Regions from separate parts of the Mus musculus genome. Here region 1 is linked to region 2. Evidence: chromatin loops called from intact Hi-C (ENCODE). Cell type or tissue: gastrocnemius. All regions are shown on one strand. Each heading gives the region's core, and the rest is flanking DNA. Links, peaks and the distances in the headings are about the cores only.

The links. A loop is a pair of places that touch in the nucleus more often than their neighbours do. Peaks named below come from ENCODE experiments on the same cell type or tissue, not always from the same donor. Only the 100,000 strongest peaks of a DNase experiment are listed, where the experiment ranks them.
Region 1: a loop joins it to region 2, with 2.4 times the contacts of the local background. A loop is called at or near these places in 1 of 42 quality-filtered maps.

What each region holds. Positions count from the first base shown.
Region 1 is chr15:79,531,753-79,537,130 of GRCm38, forward strand. Ddx17 (DEAD box helicase 17) reads right to left here. Exons shown (of 13, transcript NM_001040187.1): 10 at 5,245-5,306; 11 at 4,205-4,264; 12 at 1-162. Among named protein-coding and RNA genes, the nearest start is that of Ddx17, 12 kb to the right of the region's middle. In gastrocnemius, for the core only: no CTCF peak of the experiment used is centred there; no DNase peak of the experiment used is centred there; H3K27ac peaks cover 1,816 bases.
Region 2 is chr15:79,745,895-79,751,272 of GRCm38, forward strand. The region is part of intron 3 of Gm16576 (predicted gene 16576); the gene reads left to right. Among named protein-coding and RNA genes, the nearest start is that of Gm16576, 5.9 kb to the left of the region's middle. In gastrocnemius, for the core only: a CTCF peak has its summit at 2,322; DNase peaks (open chromatin) are centred at 2,337 and 4,561.

The sequences.
Region 1 (5,378 bases), core at 142-5,141, 210 kb before region 2:
ATACTTTGATCAGCTCTCTAGCCTGCTTCAGGTTGCCCGGGGTAAAGAAAGTATAGGCAGTGCCCTTGTTGGTGCTGCGGGCCGTTCGGCCAATACGGTGAACATAATCCTCTGAGCTGTTTGGATAATCGTAGTTGATGACAAACTTGACATCTTCCACATCTTCCACGTCAATGAGGAGACATTGTGTAGGTTGATGTGGCAGAGAAAGAGAAGGTAAAGACATGCCAAGAGGTGGAGAGCACGAATGCAGATGACAGCAAGAGGGGAGAAGATGAAGTTAGTAACTGCCCTGAGTAGGTACAAAAAAAAGACTCATCCCAACAGAGTAAAAGAGGATCAGTGCCACTCAGGACACAGGCAGGCCCTGCATCTTGGTTTGTGATTACCCTATGGGAGCTCCCTCCAATACCCCAAACTCCTGCCTCTTCTGTAATGATATGCTGACAGGAGCTACACTGAGACCAGAGTTCAGAATGACAAAATCTAGTGCCACCCCCTTTCGAAGCTAGAATGTAGAAGAACTTAGTAACCACCATTAAAGTGCAGGGCCAAATCACTTTTACTCTGTTGGGAGAAGCCTGGCACAGTCTACCAACAATACAACCAACTTACCTTCAGACCAGTCACAGAGCAGCACGGAAAGGCACTTCATCTACTCACTACATCCTCAGACTCAACAGTTAGATTCTGTCTTGCTCTTGTATTTAAAAAGCAAACCAAAGCCAAAATACACACCTATTTTGCTTTGTGTAAACACCCAGATTACCTTTCCCTTTTCAATCACAAGAACACATTACACTAAAATTTCACTCTACTGCCAAGCCCAGCTTCTCAAATGAGGTTTTTTTCCACTCAACTCAAGGTTATTGGAAACTTAGTACTTGTATCAACAATCAGATTGTCTATGTGACCTGAAGATTCAATAGCCAAAGACTGTGGGGAAAACCATGAAACCTTGAGACACACATATAATATTCTGTACATGGCTAGGAGTTGGGCTGAGTAACCCCTAAAACTTACAAGTATGCAAATGTTAGTGTAATGCTTTCAGCTAAATGTAGTTTTTTTTTTTAACCTACTTAACAAGCAAATTTAGTAACAGAATCCTAATTTTTGGTGGAAAAAAATCTGCATTTTACAAAGAATATTCCGAAAATATCCTAGATAAAACACAGATTTCTGTGATAGAAATAATTAAAAAACATTCTCTGTTTGTTACCAGACCGATGCACACTCCCTCCTCCTTTGGGAAACCGCTGCAGCCGATCCCGTCTCTTTGCCTTTTATATTTGGCGGCCTCCTTTCGAAAACTCCGCCTTCTGACACGGGACCACTGGAGCGCGGGGAGCATGCATCAAGGGTCCGTGGCAGTGAGAAGTCCCCACACACGCTCGCTCTGTGAACTGGCTTAGATGCTTCTCTGTAGCCCCATTTGGTTGCCAAGCGCCGGAGAACCTGGGTTCAGGTAAAAATTTCAGGTCCTCCAACGCCTCCCCAAGGTAATTGGGGTGATTGTAGAAAAATTAAAAAAAAAAAAGTTACATCCAAAGGGTCAGACTGCATCTATTGCCCAGACTGGATTAATTTCAGGGGTAAGGGGGAGATGATTTTTAAAAAAATTCAGCTGTTGTTAGGGGCATGTGAAGTAGGGGCATTATGTCTGTTTCTTATTACGATAAAGGCTCCTCAGTCTTTACTGACCCCTAAAGTCCTGAATCACACCAGAAAGACGAGAAGGCACTTATCACAGGGGGCAGCTTGAGTCTCCGGCTTGGGTCGTTGATGCCACAAGAAAAAAATATAACGGGGCAAGGATGGAAGGGTGAGGCGGGGCGGGGCGGGGGTTAACTCCATGAGCACTTCTTCAAGCTTCACTAATGCTCCGCAGTCACTCGCACTGAGTGGCCATGGACACAGAGCACGCTGAGTTACTGCACTGGATGCACGGAAGCGTGCTTTCCAAGCAGCAAGCACTGGGGCTTCAGAGGCTAACAGCTGGGAGTACTTCTGGAGGGGCTCGATAAGGGGTGGACACGGTGCAAAAGTTCTTCATGCTAGAAGGGTGTCCTGTGTGTGCACAGCTGACTGAAGGCCACCTAAGAGCAAGCCTAGAATCGGGTTTCTCCAGCCCAGGCTGCCCTGAGGTTACTGGTGCACTGCCACAATATTATCTTGCTGTCTTTATAGACGATGCTGTAGCAGGGTAAGAAATGCAAAGTTATATGTTTGGCCCCTGGCCTGGGAGAACATGTGGTTTGGAAAGCCCTATGCCATGGCCTGAAACTCCACTCACTAACTGGGAGAGTCAGCAGGCTCATCTAGAGTGGCTTCGGGCCAATGGAGATTTGCCTCAGCCATGTACTGAGTGATCTGCAGTTGATATCAAAGCTTCTGTTAAAAAACAAAATGAAATAAATTCAATACTTTTAGTTCAACAGTGTGTAGTTTAAACAAAAAAAGAAAAAAAAAGAAAAAGAAAAAAAAGAAAAAAGCAAAATAAAAAATATCCCAGTGGAAAGGGAACAGTGGTCACCTCAAGATGACTATTAGGAACTATGGGAGTCAAAGAACTTACCTGAAGGGATCATTTAAGAGACCATCGCTCCACAGAAGTGAAAAAAGGCCTGGTGACTCAGCTGAAAATAGCACCCCTGTCTGAGGTAGAAGCCTTCACTTTCCAGGATCTTGGAGGACCTTGGTCAGAATTCTGCCATTTGTGGTGGGTTTTCTCCCTCCTTTTGATTTTTACAAGGCAGCAAACAAAGGGGCCCAAAACAAGCACTGATGTTGAGTAACAAGAAACAGACTCAGGCACCTTCCCTCTCCCTCACTTGAATGAGGGAGGGTGGGATGAAGAGTCTAAGTTATTCTAATGGTAGCCAATTGATTTTAAAATATGCAAAAGGACAGAACAAATTTTTAATTGTCTAGGCAAGATGCACAAAGAAGCTACCAGCACATAGCAAGCCTGTTTTAAAAACCACCATTACTGAAAGCTTTTTATGTAAATTGCTTTCAGGCTTCTGCCTCCTCTCCCAGGCCCCGGTTCTAAGGGCACAGACCCAGAGATGACCTCGGAAGGAAGAGACAACTTCCCACCATGGCTGCAGGTCACTCACTACCTCAAGGAGGAGTAAAATTGAATGGATAAAAAGGCTCCATCACTGCTGAACTCATTTCAATACTTATCATCTCTATGTTAAATTGCACAGGGAAACTTGGTACTTCTCACCTTACTCAGCAGGAAATTAAACACATCAATAATGGTTCCCTCCCAACAGAAATCACCCCAGCTCTCTAAAACAAGACCCTGCTATTTAACGTAGGTTGCCCTCAAACAAATGAATCTCTTGCCTAAGGTTTCCAAGTGCTGGAATTTACAGGCATATACTACCATGCCTAGCTGTAAGAAATCTTTTTCTGGAGACAGAGCCTAGCAGTGTAGCCCTGGCTGGTCTACAACTCACTATGCATACCAGGTTTGCCTCAAACTAAGGAAACCATGCCTCTGTCTCCCAAGTGTGGGGATCAAAGGTGTGTATTACCACACCCAGATAATCCTTATACATGTAAACATTCTGGGTCAGCGTGTCATAGGCTGGCTATCTGTATGTATTTTAAAGCAGGAGTTGAAAACTTCAGATTATCTTCAGATCAAGTTCTAAACCGGAAAACATGTCTAAGGCCAAACAACGGGTAAAGGGAGGGATAACTGACAATCATATTACTGAAGTAATACTGGGCAATGCAGACTGAATAGAATGACATTATATAGAGAGCAATCAAAACCCCTGAGTGAATGTTCATGAAGTGGTCTCCCTGTTTCTATAGTAAACAGACTAGTATAAGGGAAAACTAAAGAAACCAGCTTCTGATGGCTAGGTCTAATTAGGCTCCTTCTATCCAGCCATAAAACTGTAATTTAATAGTCATGTCTAAGCCTTGTTACAGACCAAAGACTGCTAGGAGCCAGACGGAACTTTGAAAATAAACGGGGTGGGAACCACAGAAAACCCAAAATAATAATAAAACCCCCATGAAGGTTAAAAGAAAGTTGCAGGGAGGGAAAAAAAAAAAATCACACTTATACCCTCTTTTAACTAGACTCATGTACATACAATTGCAAATCTGACATGACAAAAAAAATTTTTTAAACCAAAAGATAAACAAAGCACTGATAGAGACACCTATCTATACAAACCTAGCCCACGGGAGGCTACATCCGTGGCAATGAGGATAGGAGCCTTTCCAGATCGGAACTCTGGAAGAAAAACAGAAAGGTGCCAAGTTAGGGAACTGAGGCTAAAAAACATCTGTGAATGACAATGACCAAAGGAAAATGACCTCCCCAGCCACACCTCTCAGAACATTGGCTTTGTACCTTGAAATATCATATACCACACCCATTTTAATCAAAGAAAAGTATTTTAAGCATTTTTTAAAAACTTTGCAGCTGGGCAGTGAATGGTGGTGCACGCCTTTAATCCCAGCACTTGGGAGGCAGAGGCAGGCATTTTTCTGAGTTCGAGACCAGCCTGGTCTACAGAGTTAGTTCCAGGACAGCCAGGGCTACACAGAGAAACCCTGTTTCTGGGGTGGGGTGGGGGGGAAGACTGTGCCGCATAAACAAATAAATGGCAGCTTAATGTTTCCGTGTGTCTGTGCCATAGACCCCCCTTGGAGGTAGGATGACAGGTGCTGTAAGCCACCAGCATGGGTGATGGGGCCTTCAAGGAGCAGGTCATGCTCTTATGGCGGAGCCATCTCCACAGCTCCTGTCATCTGAAGAGACTTATTTTTATTTATATTATGGACTTTCAAGAACTCTGGAGATGTATTGAAAATATCTAGAGTTCAATTAACTAGAACGAGGCTGAGTGAAATTTGGTCTACAAATAAAATCTAGTACAATACTTATTTTTGCAAATAAAACTGTTGTTGGAGATGCACCCAGGTCATATCTACAATACCGTCTATGAGCACTTGTTTTTGTAGAAACCATTCCCAAACTAATCTAATTATCTGGTCCTTTATAAATTGGTTGGGGGGAGGCACACATGCAGTGGCTAAGATGACAGTTGTCAAAAGCCTTTATTGTGTTAGGCATAGAAGCACATACTTTTATTCCCAGATAACACCCGGGAGGCAGAGGTAGGTGGATTTCTTTGAGTTCAAGGCCTGCCTGATCCACACAGTGAAATCCTATCTCAAAAAAAAGTAGCAGCTCAGTTTTGTTCTTACCATTAAGTACCCAATCTCTTTCTGGTTGACTCTTGTCTCCATGGATACACATAGCAGGCCAACTATCAGAAGAATATTATATGTTAGAGATCTTTCCAAAAGAAATATTAGTACAAATTCTCATCAAGTTCTTT
Region 2 (5,378 bases), core at 78-5,077:
CATCCTTTTCTCTCTACACCCCCTTGCTCTCTGTTCTGGGATGGGCCTCAGAAGAATAGCCTGGATGGGTCAGACATCCAGAAGGAAGGCAAAGGCAGGATTAGCATCTTTGTCTGTGGCTGTACAGGTCAGACATTTTGCTCCATGATGGTGGGAGGATGGGAGGTCATCCCTCTGACATAAACAGCAGCTGCAGCAGCTGCCGCAGTGACATCACGGGGCCAGTGGTTTCAGATAGCTGCCCTGAGAGACCCTCCGGAAAGAACAATGTGGGCGTGTTATTTAACTTTTGTCAGCCTTGATGTCCTCATCTGAACAGTGGATGTGTAAATGATGTGTGGATGAGCTTAGTATAGTGTGTGGTCCCCGGCAAGGCTATCAGTGATGGGGTTTGTGTTCGTTTTTAGTGAGCACCTATTTAGTCAGCAATAGCACTGACTACAGCCCCGCTCTGGCAATGTCAGGCAGGACAGGCCACTAGGCTGTAGGGATGGACTACTGACCAGTTTTAGCATATCGTAATAAAACATAAGTCCCAGCTGGGTCACAGGCCACAACAAGCCCCATAACCAGGCCCTTAGTAAGAATTCAATAGCATTTTTTAAAAAGATTTTATTCATTTTATGTTAGTACACTGTCATTGTCTTCAGACCCACCAGAAGAGGCCATCAGATCCCATTACAGATGGTTATGAGCCACCATGTGGTTGCTGGGATTTGAACTCAGGACCTCTGGAAGAACAGTCAGTGCTCTTAACCTCTGAGCCATCTCTCCAGCCCCCATCAATAGCATTTTTAAAAAGTTCTCCCTCTAGGACTAGGAAGATAGGTCGGCCAGCTGAGCTGAATCTATGAGCTCCAGGTCCAATGAGAGACTCTCAAAAAACAAGGCATAGCAGGGCATAGCAGTGTATACCTTTAATTTCAGCACTTGGGGGCAAAGATAGAAGGATCTCTGTGAGTTCGAGGCTAGCCAGATCTACATAGTGAGTTCCAGGCCAGCCAGGGCAACATAGTGAAACCCTGTCTTAAAAAAAAAAAAAGTGAAAGGTGCTGGAGAAAGACATGAGGTCAGCCTCATTCTCCACTGGCAAGTCCGATAGTATGTGCATGAGTGCGCACACATGCACACATGTGCTCACATTCTCCACTGGCAAGTCCGATAGTATGTGCATGAGTGCGCACACATGCACACATGTGCTCACATTCTCCACTGGCAAGTCTGATAGTATGTGCATGAGTGCGCACACATGCACACATGTGCTCACATGGACACATGTGCAAGCACACAGAAGCGCACGTGCACACATATACACGTGCACAGAAATGCAAACACACGCCCACGAGTGCACACACAACCATCAACAAAATACTAAAAATACAGTTTGTGACTGTTTTTAATATAAAGGCAAACATATTCCAAACTTGATTACATCTATTTCTTCCTGATGATGATGGTGATGAGGACGACGATAATGGCGGTTATAATGGAGATGATGGTGAGGAGGAGAGGAGAGGAGTAGTTGTTGTTTCCACTGACCTTTAAAATTTCATGGATTCTGCCACAATGACCTACCCACACTTGAAGGGTCAAAGGAACTGCTGGGAAACCTGTCCCAAGTTTGAGAGGAGAAGCCAAGGGAAGAGGGACAAGAGGGGACAGCTCAGTTATAGGCAGCTGTGGAAGGAGCAAGCCCACTAAGATAGCTTGCAGAATCGCCCTCAGTCCCATCCTGGCCCTGCTGCCTAGACCTCCACCTTATCCTTTTCGTGGCCTGGGAGGCCCCCAGCAAATATCAATCCCTTGTCTCCGCAAACTTCTGTCCTTACCCTCCAGGCTTCAGCTACTTGGCCTCAGTTTTCCTACCTGCAAAATGGGGATAGCACCCCTTTCCCTTCCTCTTGCTGACAGGTGGCTATGGACAGAGTGGCAGTGTGAAGGTCCTTCAAGCCTGGGGAGGAGGACCTACTGAGGCATTGACATAGCAATGTTCATATGCTTGCCCTGCCTGCTTCTCTAAGCAAGGATGAACGTTAAGAGCCCCTCCCCCGCCCCAGCATCCAACATAGGAGAAGCAAGCTATATATGATATATAGAGAGATATAGATATATATATGTACAGGACTGTACTTCCGGCCAGCCGCAGTCCTCCAGGTGTGGGCAGGCTGGGTAGCTGGTCTTTGTGGCACAGGATACAGTGGGACAGGGGCTGCAAAAGCCTGTGTGGCTCTATGTTCTGCTCAGCGCTGTCAGCCAGTCCGCCCTCTCTGCCAGCATGCCCAGGGCACACTGTAGGCAGCACAGCTTGCAGTTCCATACAAGACCTCCAGGTGGCCAGAGGCTCCAGGTTTTATGGCTCAGTGGTCAGGAGCTGCCACCTGGGAAGGAGGGCTTACCAGGGGGCGGGGGTTGTTGCGCATGCGTCCATCTGAGTTGCCCGCTCACTGATTGCCTAGATGCAGCCACGCAGGCCGCTGTCTTATCACCCGACTCCTGTCTGTCCACAACGCTCTAGAGTCTCTTCCTTTTTCTGTCCCCTTCCCATTCCGCCCCACTCCTCTGCTCTCCTCTCTTTCAAAGCTGTCTTCCCAACAGCCTTGTTCTGGGGCCACGGTGGCCATGCTTATTCATCAGGAGGGTTCCACCCTGCTTTCGGGGCATGTGCCTTAGACTGTGGGCGTTCTTCAGCATCCCTCCCCAGACTCAAACTATTCCATGGTGAGATCAAAGGAGGACACCCCGTGTTGTTTTCTGACCGCTCTCTAGCTCGTTCCTTTGAGACAGGGCCTTTCCCTGACATGGGAGCTTGTTGGTGTCTTTCGGCTAAGCTGGCAGCCAGCAAGCTCCGGGCATCTTCCCTTACTGTGTGGGGTTACAGGCCCACACTCCGACCACACCCAACTCATGTGAGGGTGCTGGGATCCACTCGCAGGTCCTCGTAGCTGTACAGTGAGCACTCTTAAGCACCCAGCCATCTTTAGCCCCAGAGGATCGTCATTATGGTTTCCCTTCTCTCCAATACTGTGCCACATTCCTGTAGCTCCCTAGAGACCCTCCTTCCCAGCTCCCCCAACCTTCATGCTCTAAGGGGTCTTATTAAGTATAGACTTCATCCAGCCATCACTCTACACACACACCCCTGATAAGGTCACCTGTGCCCCATCTCTTATAGTGTCCCCTTCTTCCTGGTATCTGGTAAGTCTGGCCCTAGCGTGCTTCCAAGAAGCTGGATCTGGGTAAGATTCCCATCATGTTAGCTGGGCCAGCCCTCAGTACAAACCCAGGGCTCTGAGTCCACTGACTGCCCTGCCAGTCAGCAGCTGGCTTGTCACAGCTGGTTTCTGAGGAACCTTGTAACCGCCCTAGAGAAGATGCCCGGAAGCTGTGCCTGGGTCTCACTGTGCCTCAGGCCTGTGCTGTGTCCTCACTATAAGGTTCTGTAAGCATCAGTTTAGACCGAGCCCCGAGAGCCACCCTGTATTGCAGAGCGCGAGTGCTCAAAGTTTCCTTTTTCTCTAAACTGAGACCACTTCCTCCTCCCTGTGCCTGCTTGGCAAGCCCTGGGTGGTGGTGCTCTCCCTAGGCCTCAGCAGGTCTGCAGTCCTCTATGGCTGTGCTCTGGCCAGTGATTGGCAGGTCTGACTGTGAGCAGGAGTGTCCCGAAGCAAAGCTGGACCTGCAAACTTTCGCAGACCTGGACAGAGCCATTTAGGAGTTGTAAGTTAGAACTTAGAAGATGTAAGTTTACAAGTTTAGAAGTTAGAAATAAGAAGGATCCCGGAGGTCTTAGAAATGTCTCTTCCCTCCGTCGTGAGGTCTTCTGGCAAGGATCAGGGCACCCGGCCTCTCTAGGAGGATGAAGAAGACAGCTAATTAGTAGAGTGACAGCCAAAATGGTCTAGAAGAAAATACCAAAGGAGAGAGGGGCTGGTGTGGGTGTATGCAAGAAAGAGGTTGGGGTGGGGGTCTCCAAGGACACAGCAGGGTGGCTGAGCACACCCAGTTAGTGTTCCAGGAAGCCTGGGCTTGCTCAGAACCACTCTAGTGCAATGTGAGGCTCGTGAGCTAGGAAGGCGCTGGTCTTTCCCTTGCTGTCTCTCAGTCCCCGGTAATTCCAGTTCCAGGGCATCCCAGGCCATCCCCTGACCTGTGTAAGGACTAAGCATGCACACAGTGTACATACATACATACATACATACATGCAGGCAAAACAATCACACATAAAATACATAGGTCTAGTTTCTTTTTTCTTTTTCTTTCTTTCTTTTTTTTCTTCTTTGAGACAGAGTTTCTTGGTGTAGCCTGGGCTGTCCTGGAACTCTGTAGACCAGGCTGGCCTCGAACTCACAGAGATCTGCCCGTCTCTGCTAGGATTAAAGGTACGCACTACCGCCCAGCTCCTAACTTCTTTTTAAATGCTTGTCTTGAGAGCTGATGGAGCGGTGCACCCTGGTGTCTCCACTGACAGGAAACTCAGCGCTGGCAGTCTTTGGGAGTAGGAGGAGGCTCCTGATTGTGAAGTAGGCCCTGGCCCATGCCTGGCTGACAACACACTGCCTGACAGGCTGAGGGTGCCTGGTGAGCAGACACTGACTGGGCGTGTGGACCCAGAGCCAGGAAGGGGCTGGACAGTTCCTGCAGTTAGCTTGTTAAAATTGCCATCTTCTGCCGGGCGTGGTGGCGCATGCCTTTAATCCCTGTACTTGGGAGGCAGAGGCAGGCAGATTTCTGAGTTTGAGGCCAGCCTGGTCTACAGAGTGAGTTCCAGGACTACACAGAGAAACCCTGTCTCAAAACAACAACAACAAAACAAACAAACAAACAAACAAACAAAGCCATCTTCCAGTCCTTGGGATGTATCTTCTAAGCATCTAGCAGCAGCAGGCTGAGCTAGCAATGACCATGAGGCTGTTCTAATGGAAGTCACCGGACCTCTGCCTCAGACCTCAGAGGACCAACAAGGACCTTCCCTGGGTTCAATGGTTTTCTCAGCCCTGCTAGACAGGCCTCATAAGTGTGGGGGCTCATAACATGGAGAATCCCATAAACTGGTGTGTTAATCATATGGGCCCTTGTCAAATCTCTCCTGTTCCAAAGGATGACTTTGTAGAGTTAGTGTGAAGGTTAATTGTGGGGGACTTTTAGTGTGTCAGGCTATCCTCAAATTCACAGGTATACCTCCCTCTACCTCCCAAATACTGAGATTAAAAGTTTGTGCCATTGGGCGGAGGGAAGTTATAGGGGGCTTTGGGGATAGCATTGAAATGTAAATGAAGAAAATATCTAATAAAAAAAGTTTGTACCATTACATCCAGCCTTATTTCAAAAACTTTTTAAAACCATTAAAATAATGCCGGGCAGTGGTGGCACACGCCTTT